2 separate regions of the Mus musculus genome follow, and region 2 is linked to region 1. A link is a loop called in an ENCODE intact Hi-C map of the cell type or tissue named here. Cell type or tissue: left cerebral cortex. All regions are shown on one strand. Each heading gives the region's core, and the rest is flanking DNA. Links, peaks and the distances in the headings are about the cores only. Region 1 overlaps Snhg14 (small nucleolar RNA host gene 14). Region 2 has its middle 210 kb from the start of Snhg14.

Region 1 (9,982 bases), core at 803-8,802:
GGGGTTCTCTGTCTTTGTGTAGGGCATCCTCTAGCAAAATATCCAGGTTGGTTGCATCTGTAGCAAGTTTTTTTCTCCTTTATTTATTTGTTTCTGAGAGGGACCTTTGCGACCAGTTTGAGGATTTTTAGAGATGGGACCTTGAAGGTTCCCCATGAGGGCTTTTTGTAGACTCTGAATCTCTAGACTGACGTCTTGTAGCTCCTTTTGAAGCACTAGAACATCTTTAAGATTGGTGATCTGAGTCTGAAGTTCTCTTTTAGTTTGAAGTAATCGCTGAATGGATGAAGGGGCCAGCAATACAGGCCGAGGATTAGGCTGAGGATTAGGGGGAGAGGGGGGCAAATAAGGAGGAGGGTGGAAATTGAAGGGCTCGATGGTAAGATAGGCACGGAGCCTGGAACCATAGTGGTCTCGTTCATATTTAAAGGCTTCCTCATCCAATTCTGTCTCTGAGGCAGGATTGAGGGGTTCATCTGACAACTCCTTATACAAAATGGGGTAAATTCTTTTTGGTCTAACAGGGGGTTGAGCAGTAGCCGCTTTTCTAGAATCTAATCTAATTTGGGGAGAAAGAGGGAGAGGCAGGGAGTCCTTAGGGACTGGGGCATCTATAATCGATGATGGCCAAAACTGAAGATTCACCAGTGGCTTAGTTTCGCTTTTGTGATTCAGCAATTGGGAGTTTTCTAAAAATTCTTCAGTAAGGACTAGGAGGCAATGTCTTCTCCACCCTCTTCTGCCTGTTTAAGGAGATCTCTGACGATTCCCCAATAGCTAAAAAAGGACTCAGGGATATCTTCTCCTTGTTTTATTAAAGTATTGATATCTTTGCCTATTTCAGGGCCATTCAATGCCAGCCATGGACATCTCTCACCCACCAAACAAACAAAAAAAATTATTAAATCCTTTTTCTTAACTCTTATCCCTCTCTCCTAAAAAGACCCCTTCATCTCTTGAATATAAACTGTCTCTTTGGACAGAACATTCCCCATGGTGAATGGGACAACAACTGAATGCACAGGCTTACCTCTCGATGTCCACAACACTAAAGCGAAGTGGCTGGGAACTGTCTCACTGTCTGTGTGGTACTTCTCTAATCCATTTTCCGGAGGTTGGCCGTACCTCGTGCCCCCCTTCTGGTGCCACTTGACCCGTCCAGCAGGTCCAGTTATTCGAGGGTCTCGAGGAGACATTCTCCTAAGAACAACATGGGGGGATAAAGAGAGATGAAGACCAAATGCAAGAATGACAGGGAAACATTCTGAGTGGCATCAAGGTCCCACTGTATTAAAAAGGCTCAACCTTTAAATGCACAAACAAAAGGGGAAAAATTCTCAGCAGGAGTAATGGGGCAGTGGAAATGCAACTCAGCAGGAGGGATGGGGCAATGGAAATGCACCTCAGCAGGAGGGATGGGGCAGCGAAAATTTTTCTTTTGGCGACTACATGGGGAAGCAGGTACTTGGTGGATCAGGGTACATCTTGAGGTCAGGACATCCAGCGCTGACTCAGGGCTGGAACAATCTGTGGTTTTTCCCAAAAAACACAGTAAATGAAGTCAGTCTCCACATATAGAACCTTTCTTCCCATTATGCTTGGGATGACTGCAGGAATGGCCAGGGGCTGAGCAATTTGTTTCTATAGATATAAAAACCTTTTCCTTCTCTAGTAGTGTCATCAATCCCTTTCTCAGAAATTTTTACCTAAGTTGTATTTGAGAACAATTATTGTATTGAAAAAGGGGAAAGAGATAAGCATAGAAGAAAGGACAATGTCATCTGTCCACCTGAAACCCAGAGAAACATTATTCCGGTTTACAGAGTTCTCACAGCTGAAAGTGAATCATGCAACCATGTATGAAACCATGTTGTACCAATCAGATGACCTATTGATTAAAGTGAGACATAGGCTTAGATTTTGCAAAACCTACTTTAACAAGATTTCTAAAACACATTGAGCCCCCTTCTAGCCCAAAATCCAAAGTTAGGGAAGAAAAGATGTTACATACTTCTAGGGCATGAGGGCTTGTTTAGAAGCAGTTCTCTGAGGGCCATTCCAACCTCTGTTATCAGGTTACTAACAGTCTAGTTCAAATGTGTCACCAAAGATGAGTTAGCAGCAGCAGCACCATACAGAAACAGCAGAAACTGTAAGGCTTCAGCTAAATCATGAGTCAGTTGAAGCCACCAGAACCAGATGGAAGGCAAGGAGAAGTTCTCTGCTAAACTTCACTCTACAAATCAATACAAGTGAAACACAATATCAAGGAAAGGTTGCAAGGATAACTATGGGTGTGACCTATTCCTGTCAATTGGGTACTACTTATACTTTTTCCAAATATAACATGTCCTCTCATGTATATTTCTTCAGGCAAAAATCACATGACTCTGCATCAGCATAACTTCACATGAGTCTGCTTCAGCAAAATATCACCTGAACCTTCATCACATGACACAACCAGAAAATTCTATTTCAGTGGAGAGCTGGAGTCTCCCACTATTGAAGTGTGGAGTTCAATGTGTGCTTTCATTTTTAGCAATGCTTCTTTTACAAATGTGGATGCCATTTCTGTTTGGAGCATAGATGTTATAAATTGAGATATCATCTTGTTAGATCTTTCCTTTTTATGTGTTATGAAGAGTGCTGCCAGGCTTCTTTTGATTAATTTTGGTTGAAGGTATATTCTAATATATATTAGAATGGCTACTTTAGCTTGCTTCTTGAGTCCACTCACTTGGAAAAAATTGCCCCACATCTTACTCTGAAGTAGTGTCTTTCTCTTTTTTCCTACCACTCTAATGCTATGACTTTTCATGGTATCCCTGATTCACTGAATATTTTGTGCCAAGAATTTTTTTTTTAGATTTAACAATTTTTGACTGATGTATCATTTTCTTACATTCTATCTTGTATGCCTAAGATTCTTTCTTCTGTATCCAGTAATCTGTTTGTGACTCTTGCATATGTTGTTCCTATTCACTTACCTATGTTTTCCATCTCAAAGGTTCCCTCAGTTTTTCTTTTCTTTACTGTTTCTATGTCCAGTTTCAGGTCATTCACAGTCTTACTTATTTTGTTAACTGGTTTAATTGTATTTTCCTGTATAACTTTAAGGGATTTGTTTGTTTCACCTTTAAGGATCTGTACCTGTTTTATTTTATTTTTCTGTTTTTTTTTAAGAGATTGTTTTATTTTTGTCTTTAAAGACCTCTATCACATTAATAAGATTGGCTTTATGGTGATTTTCTTGTGCTTCATTTGAGTTAGGATTTCCAGGGCTTGCTGTAGAAAGTTGGTTGTGCTCTGAAGGCTTTATATTACCTTTGTCTTGTTCTCTGTGTTCTGAGGGTGTTTAGCCATCTGAATGGCTTTCATCACTGGTTAGTCCTGTTGTATTAGGTATGGGGATTGAGCTTAACCTCTCTAGTCCTGGTGTGGCAGTCCTCTGATGTGTATCCATGGGTGTATGTTTCCTGATCACCAGGTTTGAATGGTTCATGATCTCTTGGTCTGATGAAGGTGGATGGAGAAATGGCAGGAGTGTGGAGGTCCATCAGGGATACCAAACTGCTCAGTGAAGCTTGGGGTTCCCAGTGAATTCAGTGGGCAAGTAAGATGAGTGGGTGAAGATAATGTAACCTATACACTTCAGGATCTGCAGGACTGATGAAAGTGGTTGAAAAGGGCAGTAGGGTAATAACAGTATATCCACACTCTTTTTGATTCAAGTGGAATGAATATGTTTGCCATGTGATTTCTGAGTATCATATAAACTAGCAAATTATGAACATAATAAATAAGAATAAAATAACAAAATATCTCTGTATAATATTCAGCCAACAAGAATATGTTTTCAGAGTATGTACAATACATTATTTATTAAGTTGATTTAAAAAAAGACAACAGCTTGAAAAGAGTACTTCAACTATGTCAAAGAATATAAGCCTGTTTTCTGCCCCAATATGGGGAATGCCAAGGCCAAGAAGTGGGAGTGAGTGGGTAGGGGAGCATGGCGGGGGGAGGGTGTAGGGAACTTTTGGGATAGCATTTGAAACGTAAATGAAGAAAATACCTAATTAAAAATTTAAAAAAATAATATAAACCTGTATTTGCTATTAATAGAACTGCAAATATTATCACTTCCTACACAATTAGGACATGACAAAATTCCAAATGAAACTGACATACAGTATCTGGTCTAAATGAATGAAAGAATACATTCTAGGAGCAAGGGCCAATCATAAAGAGAGTCATTAATAGATTTAATAGATTCTGGACACATCCAATCTATCAATTGAATAAATGAAGATTAAGGATCATAAGACTAGTATACATGTATAAAAGCACTGAGAAGAGGTACAAAGGTCTAAGCAAATAGCATCATCACAAAGTAATAATCAGGTAAAATAGGGTTTTCTTTATTTAATAGAATAGCACCTTCCTTTCATTGCATGGCCTTAACTTAAACAACTAGGTAGACATTTGCTTAAGTAGTCTGTCATTGCATCCATCTGCAATGACAGACACAGAAACCCTACCAATATTTTTTCAGCCAAATCCATTTCCAATTTTCAAATTATTTAAATTACAGAAAGCTATCTAAAGGCAATACATGGTGTTCTGCAAGAAAATGGTTTTGATCTCATGAACATATATCAACTTTAGTAAAATTTTATGAATTATAAAAAAATAAATACATAAAAAGAAAATGGTAGAATATCCTTTGGTGTCCTCCATTTCTAAATTTTAGGAACTGCTGATTTAATATTACTTTTCAAATGTTCTCTGATCTTTATCTAAAGGAATGACTTTTATAGGATTAATACATCATTCTTTACAGAAAATATCAATTTGTTTACTTATATAGAGTGGTCTGTTGTTATTTTTTCTTACAGAAGTTGGTATTCCCATAATAGGAAAATTTCGTAGAAGAGGATAATGCAGAAGCATTCTCTGAGGATTGAAGTATAACCCAAAGAAATTTAGAACGTATCCAATGCAAATGTATAGGTAAAGTTTCTGAGGCAAGATTGAACTGCGGGTGACTTCTGTACTGTTTTATAAAAAGGAATAGAAGCCAAGAATATATTTGTTGTAGGTACAGTATGCTGTGGGGAAAGGATTTGCCTCTGTGGGTCCATGCAGACGCATCACTAGACACTGAGGTACCAGCACAATGATGGTATAGTATAGAATAGAGTTTAATCAGGGCATGGGAACTGGAGTTGAGGGAGTAGAGGCAGGGAAAGGGAGAGAAAGAGAGAGAGAGAGAGAGAGAGAGAGAGAGAGAGAGAGAGAGAGAGAGAGAGAGAGAGAGAGAATTAAAGGCAGAAAGACTGGCCATGAGCACATGAAAAGTGAAGATGGAGGGGAATGGAGAGAGCAAAGGATAAGGAATAAGGAAGGAGCAGGAGCAAGAGGGGAGGGGAGTGAGCAAGAGAGAAAGAGAGCAAGAGTTGAGGACTGGCAAGTAAACTATTTTATAGTGAGTCGGGCATACCTTGCCTTTGCCCGATAACTGTGGTGCAGAGCATAAACAAAATGCCAATGTTTCCCTATTTTGGTTTAATTAAAAAGGAGAAACTAAGAAAGGATGATGGTCAAGTAGGAATATGGTCTTTGTGTACTTGACCTACTTCCTGCTGACTTTGATGCAAGGTATCCCTGGGAAACCTAAGAAAGTGAGTATGGAAATGTTGGTCCAGTCTTAGGAGACTTGTCTGATTCCTTGATGTCCAGGGTGTATAGAACCATCTGTGGCTATATAAGAAGGAACAGGTTCAGTAGTAGAGACATCTGTGGCTTGCTTCTCTGGAGCTGTCCTGAATATAATGAACACCTGGACTTGACAAGATGCTGACTCATGTGCATATATATGATAGGTTGAGAATGAATTTAAGTAATTTGGTAATTTTCTTCCTAAGGTATGTATATATTTGAAATCCTGAAGTCTTGGTGGTTGTGAGTGAGATGAGTCCCAATTCTAGGACCAGGAGCAGGATCCAACCCTCTAGAATAGGAACTCAGGCTACTGATTGCCAGATGTTCTTATCTGGATCAAATCTTTATGGTCTGTGAGAGAGAAGTCTGAGTGGGTTTCCTGTAGCATATAAATTTAGAAAGTGATAAATTTGTTAGCAACATGAATAGTCTTTAAGATAATCTTAGAGAAGATAAAAACCTTCATGCAGCAGAAGAAGGAAGAAGCAATTTTTTCTGTTTGTCTAGGAGCCTAAATATCCACAAATTTAGTATATCAAGGAAAAAATTAAGCTTACATTTTAAATACAAAGTGTAGGACTCTGATACGCAGCCTGTTTTCTGTTTGAGATAGATTTAAACACAGGAGACGCAGCAGATAACTGCAAGGGACCGAAGCCATTTGCATGCTGCACTACTAGACACCAGGCTCCTGATACAAGGTCTCAGCTCTCCATAATTCTGTGGCTATCAGTCACATAAGGTAATGCCCCAAGCCCCTCCATAGGTAGCAGATGTGACTACAGATCACATAGCCTAAAGGAAGATCTCCATTTTAATGAAGAATCTAAAATCCTGAAGGGCTTAGCCAATTAAGCTCTCCTTCTCAGACACTGAAAAAGATATTTAACATCAGGCCTGCCCTTAGAAACTGGGTTAAGGTTTCACTCATCACAACTCTCCCCCATGCCAATAAATGCCTGAAAACCCTGGACAGTGTCTTCTCATTTAGGATCCAACATGTTGGAGCAATGGAGCAGATCTTTCTCTAAAGAGCCACATCTAACCTCCCACAGGAAGATTCACTGCACTATCTGCCAGGTCAGCTGCCTTACCAAGCTTGGAAACTCTCATCCCTGGAGAACCTGCTCTCCTCCTCTCCTTTTCCATTTGGCCTCAAGCTGAAGCCTGCCCATGGACCCCTGCAACATTCAAAGCTCTTTGGAGACATTGAGCTGGCTCCTGACAGTTCCCCTGTGGACCTCAGAATGTGCCTCCTCAAGCGCTGAGCATGGTCATGCAGCTTCTCACAGCCCCATGCCCACCCAGCATTCCTGTGCGGTGTCCACAATCAAACTTCCTGTGTTTTGCATCACCCAGGAGCCTGAGCACTGGGCTGGATGTGGGCCACAATGTTAACCCACAACAAAGAAAATTCAAATTCTTGACCTTGCAAATATGATATTTGATCATACAGTTTAGCAACAGAAAAACCTTATGACAATCATGGGAAATGTATATTTGAATTTGTGATTATACAGGTGGATTGCTTACTGGAATGTTTACTGGGGTTAGCATATTTTATAAGAAGACTAATGGTTAATGTTAGGAGAGTGGCATAGCAAGGAGAAGAAATATGAACCCTTTAGTCACTGGGAACTGAATTTAGTTAAGGATAACATAAAGTTACACTTGTGAAAGCTTACATCTGAACTTGTGTATCATTTATTGTGAAGTCTGTATAAAATCTGGCAGTCTTAACAAGTTAATGAATTTACTAATGAGCAAATAAGGTTGCTTACCATTGGGTAAGGAACAAGTTCTGTTTTTCTACAGCTATCAAGCTAGTTATTTTAGCAGTACATCTACTCAGAAATCTGTGAAGATTAAATTATAATCTTTAGGTCATATATTAATTAAAATGGCATGTTCATCTATGGTCCAATAACTAAGCAATCCCCAGGTCCCTGTTCTCTCCATGGCAACTAGGGAAGAATCAGACTGGCTATCAAGCCCTGAAAACAAAAATATACTTTTTTCCTCGCTCGGTCCCCCTCCCTCCATAGAGTAGATACATGTGAAATGACAAGCAACACACATTGTCTTAGGCAATATAAGACATTTGACTCTCAGGGTATCTTGTTTGTCCACAGAGTAGTCCAAGCCCTGGCAGTGAGAAGGACAATGGAGTGGTGTTTCTTAATGGTTGTCATACCACCATCCAAGTAGAAACTTTTCCCTGTACCCAATATCTTCTAAGAGACCTTGGTAGAGGGGTAACTGTTAGGCTATAGTAGTCTCTATCTGTCATAATCTTAAAGGTTATTACAAAACAGCTTTTCTTCCCGGTATCCAGCAACAATTTATTATGCGAATCAGTATAGGAAAGCTTAGGTTTTGGCTATGATCTTCTCCAGCAGAATCTTTTTTTTTTTCTCATGCCACTTACTCATAGCTGAAGAGGTGGATTAAAGACTGCATCCCAAGTTAAGTCACAGTTACTGTGCACTCCTTGATTATCTGAAGATAACAAAGGGTGTGATTTGGACCCAAATCTTATAAAGAAAAGCCCTATGATGAAATGACACTGTGAAATCCATCTAACAGATATCACCATCTTTACCCAGCTGAGAGGGGAGCATCGTCTGATAGCCAGAACTGAGTGGAATGGGATAATTTCCTGTGAGTGACTCTGCGAGAGGATTCTAATCCGGAGTGGGAAAAACAAGACCTCCTGTTTCTCTTTTATGGCCAAGGCAAGCTAGGATGACAAGATCTTTGGGGGGAAAGTCTCTTGGTTTACTAAAAACCTGTACTGCTCCCAATCGTGAATGAACTGTGTTGGGATGGTGGGCTTCCACTTTGCAAATGTAATGACAGAATAATTAGGAGATGAGGCAGAGGTGGTCTTTGGGCAGAGTTGATTGCCCTTATGCTTTCCACATCTGGGGAATGTAAGCTAGTGTACTTCATCTGGGGTTTGTCTTATTCTTCTAGATCAGTTCCTTGCCTGGATCCAGAAGTTAAGTTCCTTTTCTTATTCCCCTCAAATAAATGATACTTAGCTTGAAAAACGCTGTGCTCTGAATAGATGATGAAAAGTTCAGCCCTAGAACCACTTCCATGTTAATGAAGCATTTCTTAATAAGTCAACACTACTCTCAGGAAACCACAAAGCAATATAGACAAAGGCATGCTTCTTCTCCTCACCCAAAGAAGGTACTAGACAACGTGGGTTCCCATGACATATCTGTAAGACTCTCTGTGCTAGACTTTCCTCAGTATAAGCATCTCATTCTGGCTACAAGGTCCCCCAACGTTTCCCTACTTCTGCCCAACTCTTCTAAGGCTCTTGGCTTATGAGTTTATTATTTTTAACATTGAAAAGAAAGTTCTGCATTAATGGCTTCCACTTCTAGCCATTTAGATCTTAGATGCTAGGAGAGTGGGCTGAGGGCATGGATCAATTCACAGTTAGCTGTTCTGGCCATTGGGGACACACTTGATCATAACTTTCAGCCCCACTCCATTTTTGTCTGTTTCAAAGGCTTCAACTGCCTTGTCCAGAGGGAATTTGTGGGTAACTAAGGGCTTTTTTTTCTTTTTCTTTTTTTTTCCATTTTTATTAGGTATTTAGCTCATTTACATTTCCAATGCTATACCAAAAATCCCCCATACCCCCCCCACTCCCCTACCCACCCACTCCCCGTTTTTGGCCCTGGCATTCCCCTGTACTGGGGCATATAAAGTTTGCAAGTCCAATGGGCCTCTCATTGCAGTGATGGCCGACTAGGCCATCTTTAGATACATATGCAGCTAGAGACAAGAGCTCCAGGGTACTGCTTAGTTCATATTGTTGTTCCACCTATAGGGTTGCAGTTCCTTTTAGTTCCTTGGGTGCTTTCTCTAGTTCCTCCATTGGGGGCTCTGTGGTCCATTCAATAGCTGACTGTGAGCATCCACTTCTGTGTTTGCTAGGCCCTGGCATAGTCTCACAAGAGACAGCAATATCTGGGTCCCTTTAGCAAAATCTTCCTAGTGTATGCAATGGTGTCAGCGTTTGGAAGCTGATCATGGGATGGATCTCTGGATATGGCAATCACTAGATGGTCCATCCTTTCATCACACTTCCAAATTTTGTCTCTGTAACTCATTCCATGGGTGTTTTGTTTCCTATTCTAAGAAGGGTCAAAGTGTCGACACTTTGGTCTTCGTTCTCTTGAGTTTAATGTTTTCAGCAAATTATATCTTATATCTTGGGTATCCTAAGTTTCTGGGC
Region 2 (9,982 bases), core at 1,402-9,401, 370 kb before region 1:
TATTTTTTTCTTCTGTTTCTATTGTTGAAGTTCATCTTTATTTCATTGAGGTATGATAAGATAGAAGGCATTATTTCAATTTTATTGTATCTGGTAAGAATTGCATTGTTACCAATGACATAGTCACTCATCCATAAGATGTTGTGAAGAAGCTATATTCATTTGCTTTTGTAAGATATTATGTACATGACATTTAGGAACATCTGAATCATAATTCCCATTAGTTTCATTATTTCTCTGTTAATTTTTGTTTAGGTGACTGCTGAGAACCAGCCTCAACCCTTTTGGGGTTCTCAAGAATAGGAAGATTGGATCCATACCAAATCAGAATCTCAAGCACGATGGCACTGACTTGGTGTTCTAAAGCTCCTGTCAAAGAAAGATTTTCTGGGTCATTATGTTCTTCAAACCAATTAATTTTCCTGAAATTCTTATCTAACTATACAACCAAATCACACAATGTACATACAAAGTCACAATTCAGTGCTGGAAAAAGCCAAAGCAAGTTATACATTAACATTTGACTCCCAGAAAAGCCATCAAATCAAAGCTTTTCTGGGCATGAACATGTGCTTACAGCATTAACATTAATATTACACAAGTGAAAATAATATTCATATTTTAGCTAATCTTAAATTTGCAAAATCTCTTTATTAATCTCATTCAAATATGTATTTCAACAGTGACCTGTCCAGCAGGTCCAGTTATTTGAGGGTCTCGAGGGGACCTTCTCCTAAGAACCAAATTGGGGGATAGAGAGAGACGAGGAACAAGCACAAGAACGACATGGAAACATTCTGAGTGGCATCAAAGTCCCATTGTATTAGCAAGGTTCAAGGTTTAAATGCACAAACAAAAGGGGAAGTACTTCTCAGCAGGAGTCATGGGGCAGCAGATTTTTTCCTTTTGGCAACTACATGGGGAAGCAGGAACTTGGTCGTAACAGGGTACATCTTGAGGTCAGGACATCCAGCGCTGACTTAGGGCTGGAACAATCTGTGGTTGTTCTCAGAGCAGTGGTTTGGTGGCCTTCTTTTGACCCCCTTTTCTTCACGGGGGGGGGAGGCCCAATTCAGAGATCAGGACAATAGTGTTGTCTTAATAACTCCCAACATCTCACCCGTTTTAATATTTTTATAAAGGCATATTGTATAATAAATTTGTAGCCACGTTTTTAACGACCGCCTAAACATCTGTTTGTTCACTGGGTGATTCTCTAAAACCAAGAAGGACACAAGGACAAGTCATCTATGTGGCTTGAATTAATGATTCCAGTCTGTTGGGTATAATCTGGGCTAGCCAAGGGATTTAGGAATGATGCAATCTCTGTGGTAGAGATAGAGGTCTGATCCCCAGTGAGCAATGTTAGAGGCCATGAACAGGATTGACTCTCAGGCCCACAGATTTTTACCCAGAGTAACCCTGACCTGCTTCTGTGCCATTTTTCTGGGGGAAGTTACCTAGGGCACTTAACCTTCATGCAATCAGGCATGCCTCTCAGAGACTGACTAACAACTTCCAGACCAATCTCTGTGTAGTACTTAGTCAAACAACTCTCATGGGCGACAGCTTCAAGCTCCAATTTTTCTATGTGTCTAGCCTGGGATGACTGTTTAGTTTCCAATGTGGCGAGAATGTATATTACCATGTCAGAAGCACAGACTACAGTAATCTATAAATGATTCGTGGCATGAGACTGATGGCCGAATTTAGGGAGAGGGGAATGAACTTACTTAAGCATTTTATGGAAATTGAGTCTCTTTCCAGAGACTAGGGTAATGAAGCGGCATCCACATTTGACTCTTCTCCAGTAACCTGCTTGTTATGGCCAATGTCCAGCCGATGGTAATGAACTGAAACAGATGCCCTTGAAATAGATGAATCAATTTGAGATTTAATAAATCGGGTAAATTTCTGAAATGCCCAAGGACCAAAGGAAATCAATAATATGAGTCCCAATAGGGGCCCCAAAAGGGAGGGCAACAAGGTCGAAAGCCAGGGGGAGATTGAAAAACAATTTTGATACCATGACTCTTGTTGTTCTCTCTCTCTCTCTCTCTCTCTCTCTCTCTCTCTCTCTCTCTCTCTCTCTCTCTCTCTCTCTCTCTCTCTGCCTTTTTTTTTCTAAACTGGCAGTAACCTTGGCAATGCTATCTTTAACTAATCGACACAAGGGCTTCGATTCCGGTCCCGGTCCCAGTTCCAGCAGCACCCAGGCCAAGAAGGACCGCAAGGATCACCTTCAAGATAGGCTCTCTTTTGTGGTGGGATGGCAAGGAGGCACCTTGATCCCAAAACTTCAGTAAGTCATCTGACTCATGAAAACTAAAATTTGGAAAAACCTGAAACAAGACACAATAATCTCTATTATTTATAAAATCTTGTATAATAATGTAGCGTGTAAGGCCCGTGGAACATGCCAAAAAGGTATCATTTGGGGCAAGAAGATAAAAAACCCATTTTTATTTACTCTAAACATGTTATTCCAAATCTCTAGCAAGGGCTGCGGCAGAAGCATGCCTGGGACCAACACACAACTTCCTATCACAGAGAGTTCTGTCAAGGTAAGCTGAACTGACTTGAAGGTAAGATACCTAGCATCTGAAAGCAGGGTAAAATTTCCAAATAAGGCTATGCCCTCACAAAAGTGTGGGGAAGCAGAAAACCACATCCAAAAAATTCATATTCTGACGCAATAACTTTGTGTCTTATCCTACAAGGCTAAAGCAGAAGCATTCAATATAGACCACAGTAAATCAGTGCAAGAGGGGGGGGCCCACAGGGAAAGTGGGATGAAATAGGGTCGTAGCATGCACTGGGGCAGGAACAGGGGGGCAGGTACCTGGAAGTCTGGGATTGTTTGGGGATTTAGGGTGATGTAATTGAGAATTAGGTCCTATGGATGCTTTATGAATGTTAGGGATGGTTTTAAGAAGCTGAACCTTAAAGGTCAGGCTATTATCAGAGTTATCTTGATACAATCTGAGGCAAGAGGGCGAGAACTTTTCCAAGCCTCTAAGTTCTTCCCCATAGATTCACAGGAAGACCTTTACCCACAAAGGGTTAAACAGTTCCAGTATAGTTTTCTTTGTCTGACCATGTTAGCAGTTTGGAGTTTTGTAAAGTGTCCTGTGTTTGACCTATGCCTTTAAATGAGTGGCAGTGGGCTGTAAGGGCCAGGCTGCAGGCCAATGTGTTGAGGAAATTACTGTCACATCGGCCCTGGTATCCAGGAGCCCTTGAAACTGTTTGCCTTCTAGAAACAAAGTCAGCATGGGCCGTGAATCAGTTATTTTCTGTACCCAGTAGACTTCTGAGGATCCTGGGGAAGATGGTCCTCGCTCCTCTTTCATATAAGGGAAATGGCCAAATAGTGGGAGTGGTAGGGCTTGGGCTATGTGCTCTCCAGCCCTAAGGGTAAGTGGTCCCTGCGTGATGGTGACTAAGATTTTTACCTCTCCATGGTTGTCAGTGTCAACCACTGTAGGAGTCACTGTTAGGCCTTGTAAAAGTCTGGACACTCAGCCGATGACAAGAAAAAATGTCTATTGGGGAGGGGGTCCAAGTTCACCTGTTTCGATGACCACTGTTCACTCCTCAGGAGTTATAATCCTGGTAGTGGAGGGACACAGGCCCAATCCTTTGTTCCCTGCCTTGGCCATGCACAATCTCCCGTGGGGCTAGGTGGTGGTCTGCAGTTGTCATCAGAGGAGACAGGCCCCACAGGGTGGCCCTCTGGCCATTTCAGTGGACCGCAGGGAGTGGGTGGCTGTTGATATCAAACTTAGATCTGCAATCTTTGCCCAATGGAGGCCTCTCTTGTACTTAGGGCAAAGACCGTGGGGGGGGGGTTGTTGGGTAACAGGCATAGTTGAGAGTGGGGTTCTCTGTCTTTGTGTAGGGCATCCTCTAGCAAAATATCCAGGTTGGTTGCATCTGTAGCAAGTTTTTTTTCTCCTTTATTTATTTGTTTCTGAGAGGGACCTTTGCGACCAGTTTGAGGATTTTTAGAGATGGGACCTTGAAGGTTCCCCATGAGGGCTTTTTGTAGACTCTGAATCTCTAGACTGACGTCTTGTAGCTCCTTTTGAAGCACTAGAACATCTTTAAGATTGGTGATCTGAGTCTGAAGTTCTCTTTTAGTTTGAAGTAATCGCTGAATGGATGAAGGGGCCAGCAATACAGGCCGAGGATTAGGCTGAGGATTAGGGGGAGAGGGGGGCAAATAAGGAGGAGGGTGGAAATTGAAGGGCTCGATGGTAAGATAGGCACGGAGCCTGGAACCATAGTGGTCTCGTTCATATTTAAAGGCTTCCTCATCCAATTCTGTCTCTGAGGCAGGATTGAGGGGTTCATCTGACAACTCCTTATACAAAATGGGGTAAATTCTTTTTGGTCTAACAGGGGGTTGAGCAGTAGCCCCTTTTCTAGAATCTAATCTAATTTGGGGAGAAAGAGGGAGAGGCAGGGAGTCCTTAGGGACTGGGGCATCTATAATCGATGATGGCCAAAACTGAAGATTCACCAGTGGCTTAGTTTCGCTTTTGTGATTCAGCAATTGGGAGTTTTCTAAAAATTCTTCAGTAAGGACTAGGAGGCAATGTCTTCTCCACCCTCTTCTGCCTGTTTAAGGAGAACTCTGACGATTCCCCAATAGCTAAAAAAGGACTCAGGGATATCTTCTCCTTGTTTTATTAAAGTATTGATATCTTTGCCTATTTCAGGGCCATTCAATGCCAGCCATGGACATCTCTCACCCACCAAACAAACAAAAAAAATTATTAAATCCTTTTTCTTAACTCTTATCCCTCTCTCCTAAAGAGACCCCTTCATCTCTTGAATATAAACTGTCTCTTTGGACAGAACATTCCCCATGGTGAATGGGACAACAACTGAATGCACAGGCTTACCTCTCGATGTCCACAACACTAAAGCGAAGTGGCTGGGAATTGTCTCACTGTCTGTGTGGTACATCTCTAATCCATTTTCCGGAGGTTGGCCGTACCTCGTGCCCCCCTTCTGGTGCCACTTGACCCGTCCAGCAGGTCCAGTTATTCGAGGGTCTCGAGGGGACATTCTCCTAAGAACCACATGGGGGGATAAAGAGAGATGAGGACCAAATGCAAGAATGACAGGGAAACATTCTGAGGGGCATCAAGGTCCCACTGTATTAAAAAGGCTCAACCTTTAAATGCACAAACAAAAGGGGAAAAATTCTCAGCAGGAGTAATGGGGCAGTGGAAATGCAACTCAGCAGGAGGGATGGGGCAATGGAGATGCACCTCAGCAGGAGGGATGGGGCAGCGAAAATTTTTCTTTTGGCGACTACATGGGGAAGCAGGTACTTGGTGGATCAGGGTACATCTTGAGGTCAGGACATCCAATGCTGACTTAGGGCTGGAATAATCTGTGTTTTTTCTCAGAGCGGTGGGTCAATGGCCTGCTTTTGATGACCTTTTCTTCTCCAGGGAGGGGTGCGAGAGGCCCAATTCAGAGATCAGGATAATAGTGTTGTCTTAATAGCTCCCAAAACAACAGTACATGCAAAACTCTTTTCTGTATGCAATATTAATTCATCTTCTAGCTTTCCTGGGACACCTTTACAAGCCCAAATTTTATCTTTTAGAACATGTGCCCTAATTTCCAAGGCAACAGATTCCAGACAGGCAAAGACATATGTCCCAATCTTACCAGGAAGGTCAGTTCACTAATCCAATGGCCCATTCAGGGTGTCTACCTGTTCTATTAATTCTTTATCATTTGTATTATACATAGATCTTCCAATTCCCCAATCATATTTCTGTATTAAACTTGCTATTATTAGAGATTTTTCTTCATGGGGGCTCTCATCATGGCTCCATGATCCAATGGACCCCACTACTTCTTCCTCTCTCTTGTCCCTTGTATTTTGTATGGACATCCCTGCCTTTGGTAACCTAAGCCCATAAATATTTTTCTTAAGGTCTTTAATTCTCTAAACTAGTAAAATTTCAGTTTTCTCAAAACCTTTTTCTGGTACAACTTAGTCATCATGAGTTGGCTAAAATTTCCAAAAAAAACTCAGTAAATGAAGTCAGTCTCCACATATAGAACCCTTCTTCCCATTATGCATGGGATGACTGCAGAAATGGCCAGGGGCTGAGCAATTTGTTCCTATAGATATCAAAGCCATTTCCTTCTCTAGTGGTGTCCTCAATTCCTTTCCCAGAAATGTTTACCTAAGTTGTATTTGAGAACAATTATTGTATTGAAAAAGGCAAGAGATAAGCACAGAAGAAAGAGCAATGTCATCTGTCCACCTGAAACCCAGAGAAACATTATTCCAGTTTCCAGAGTTCTCATAGCTGAAAGTGAATCATGCAACCATGTATGAAACCATGTTGTACCAATCAGATGACCTATTGATTAAAGTGAGACATAGGCTTAGATTTTGCAAAACATACTTTAATAAGATTTCTAAGACACATTGAGCCCCCCTCTAGCCCAAAATCCAAAGTTAGGGAAGAAAAGATGTTACATAGTTCTAGGGCATGAGGTCTTGTTTAGAAGCAGTTCTCTGAAGGTCATTTCAACCTCTGTTATCAGGTTATCAACAGTCTAGTTCAAATGTGTCACCAAAGATGAGTTAGCAGCAGCAGCACAATACAAAAACAGCAGAAACTGTAAGGCTTCAGCTAAATCATGAGTCAGTTGAATCCACCAGAACCAGATGGAAGGCAAGGAGAAGTTCTCTGCTAAACTTCACTCTACAAATCAATACCAGTGAAACACAATATCAAGGAAAGGTTGCAAGGGTAACTATGGGTGTGACCTAGTCCTGTCAATTCAGTCCTACTTATACTTTTTCCAAATATCACATGTCCTCTCATGTATATTTCTTCAGGCAAAAATCACATGACTCTGCATCAGCATAATCTCACATGAGTCTGCTTCAGCAAAATATCATGTGAATCTGCATCACATGACACAACCAGAAAATGTAATTCAGTGGAGAGCTGAAGTCTCCCACTCTTGAAGTGTGGAGTTCAATGTGTGCTTTCAGTTTTATCAATATTTCTTTTACAAATGTGGATGCCATTTCTGTTTGGAGCGTAAATTGAGATATCATCTTGTTAGATTTTTCCTTTTATGTGTTATGAAGTGTGCTTCCAGGCATCATCTTTTGATTAATTTTGGTTGAAGATATATATATATATATATATATATATATATATATTACAATGTCTACTTTAGCTTGCTCCTTGAGTCCACTAACTTGGAAAAAATTGTCCCACACCTTACTCTGAAGTAGTGTCTTTCTCTTCTATTTCTTTTACTCTAATGCTATGTCTTTTCGTGGTATCCCTGATTTACTGAATATTTTGTGCCAGGATTTATTTCTTTTAGATTTAACAATTCTTTTACTGATGTATCAATTTCTTACATTCTATCTTGTATGCCTAAGATTCTTTCTTCTATATCCAGTTATCTGTTTGTGACTCTTGCATACGTTGTTCCTATTCACTTCCCTATGTTTTCCATCTCAAAGGTTCCCTCAGATTTTCTTTTATTTACTGTTTCTATTTCCAGTTTCAGGTCATTCACAATCTTACTTATTTCATTAACTGTTTTAATTGTATTTTCCTGTATAACTTTAAGGGATCTGTTTGTTTCATCTTTAAGGATCTATACCTGTTTTATTTTATTTTTGTGTTTTTTTAAGAGATTGTTTTCTTTTTGTCTTTAAAGACCTCTATCACATTAATAAGATTGGCTTAATGGTGATTTTCTTGTGCTTCATTTGAGTTAGGAATTCCAGGGCTTGCTGTAGGAAGTTGGTTGTGCCCTGAAGGCTTTATATTACCTTTGTCTTGTTCTCTGTGTTCTGAGGGTGTTTAGCCATCTGAATGGCTTTCATCACTGGTTCGTCCTATTGTATTAGGTATGGGAATTGAGCTTAACCTATCTAGTCCTGGTGTGGCAGTCCTCTGATGTGTATCCATGGGATGTATGTTTGCTGATCACCTGGTTTGAATGGTTCATGATCTCTTGGTCTGATGAAGGTGGATGGAGAAGTGGTAGGGGTGTGAAGTTCCAGCAGGGATACCAGACTGCGCAGGGAAGCTTGGGGTTCCCAGTGAATTCTGTGGGCAAGTAAGATGAGTGGGTGGAGATAATATAACCTTTACACTTCAGGATCTGCAAGACTGATGAAAGTGGATGAAAAGGGCAATAGGGTAACAACAGGATATCAACATTCTTTTTGATTTGAGTGTAAAGAATTTATTTGCCATCTGATTTCTGAGTATCATGTAAACTAGCAAATTATGAACATAATAAATAAGAGTAAAATACCAAAATATCTCTGTATAATACTCAGCCAACAAGAATATGTTTTCAGAGTATGTACAATACATTATTTACTAAGTTGATTAAAAAAAAAAAAGACAGCAGCTTGAAAAGAGTATTTCAACTATGTCAAAGAATATAAGCCTGTTTTCTGCCATAGTATAGGGGAATGCCAGGGCAAAGAAGTGGGAGTGAGTGGGTATGGGAACATGGCAGGGAAAGGGTTTAGGGAACTTTTGGGATAGCATTTGAAATGTAAATGAAGAAAATATCTAATTAAAAATTAAAAAAAATAATATAAGCCTGTATTTGCTATTAATAGAACTGCAAATATTATCACTTCCTACACAATTAGGATGTGATCAAATTCCAAATGAAACTGACATACAGTATCTGGTATAAATGAAGGAAAGAATACATTCTAGGAGCAAGGGCCAATCATAAAGAGAGTCATTAATAGATTTAAAAGATTCTGGACCCATCCAATCTACCAATTGAACAAATGAAGATTCAGGATCATAAGACTAGTAAACATGTATAGAAGCACTAAGAAGAGGTACACAGGTCTAAGCAGATAGCATCATCACAAAGTAAAAATCAGGAAAAATAGGGTTTTCTTTATTTTATAGAATAGCACCTTCCTTTCACTGTATGGCCTTAACTTAAGCAACTAGGTGGACATTTGCTTAAGTACTCTGTCATTGCATCCATCTGCAATGACAGACACAGAAACCTACCAATATTTTTTCAGCCAAGTCCATTTCCAATTTTCAAATTATTTAAATTACAGAAAGCTATCTAAAGGCAATACATGGTGTTCTGCAAGAAAATGGTTTTGATCTCATGAACATATATCAACTTTAGTAAAATTTTAAGAATTGTACAAATAAATAAATAAATAAAAAGAAAATGGTAGAATATCCTTTGGTGTGCTCCATTTCTAAATTTTAGGAACTGCTGATTTAATCTTAATGTTACTTTCCAAATGTTCTCTAATCTTTATCTAAAGGAATGCCTTTAATAGGATCAATACATCATTCTTTAGAGAAAATATCAATTTGTTTGCTTCTATCGACTGGTCAGTTGTTATTTTTCTTACAGAAGTTGGTATTCCCATAATAGGAAATTTTCATAGAAGAGGATAATGCAGAAGCATTCTCTGAGGATTGAGGTATAACCCAAAGAAATTTAGAATTTATCCAGTGCAACTGTATAGGTAAAGTTTCTGAGGCAAGATTGAACTGCGGGTGACTTCTGTTCTGTTTTACAAAAATAGAATAGAAGCCAAGAATATATTTGTTGTAGGTACAGTATGGTGTTGGGGAAGGAGTTACCTCTATGGGTCCATACAGAGGCATCACGAGACACTGAGGCAAATGATGGTATAGTACAGAATAGAGTTTATTCAGAGCATGGGAACTGGAGTTGACAGAGTAGAGGCAGGGAACAGAAGAGAGAGAGAGAGAATGAATTAAAGGCAGAAAGACTGGCCATGAGCACATGAAAAGTGAGGATGGAGGGGTAAGGAAGGAGCAGGAGCAAGAGGGGAGGGGAGTGAGCAAGAGAGAAAGAGAGAAAGAGAGCAAGAGATGAGGACTGGCAAGTAAAACATTTTATAGTGAGTCGGGCATACTTTGCCTTTGCCAGATAACTG

Evidence for each region. A loop is a pair of places that touch in the nucleus more often than their neighbours do. Peaks named below come from ENCODE experiments on the same cell type or tissue, not always from the same donor. Only the 100,000 strongest peaks of a DNase experiment are listed, where the experiment ranks them.
Region 2: a loop joins it to region 1, with 5 times the contacts of the local background. A loop is called at or near these places in 8 of 42 quality-filtered maps.

What each region holds. Positions count from the first base shown.
Region 1 is chr7:60,279,415-60,289,396 of GRCm38, reverse strand. The region is part of intron 3 of Snhg14 (small nucleolar RNA host gene 14); the gene reads left to right. It also overlaps a transcript of Snrpn not described here and the pseudogene Gm18129. Among named protein-coding and RNA genes, the nearest start is that of Snhg14, 170 kb to the left of the region's middle. In left cerebral cortex, for the core only: no CTCF peak of the experiment used is centred there; no DNase peak of the experiment used is centred there.
Region 2 is chr7:60,652,019-60,662,000 of GRCm38, reverse strand. No RefSeq gene overlaps it. Among named protein-coding and RNA genes, the nearest start is that of Snhg14, 210 kb to the right of the region's middle. In left cerebral cortex, for the core only: no CTCF peak of the experiment used is centred there; a DNase peak (open chromatin) is centred at 6,177.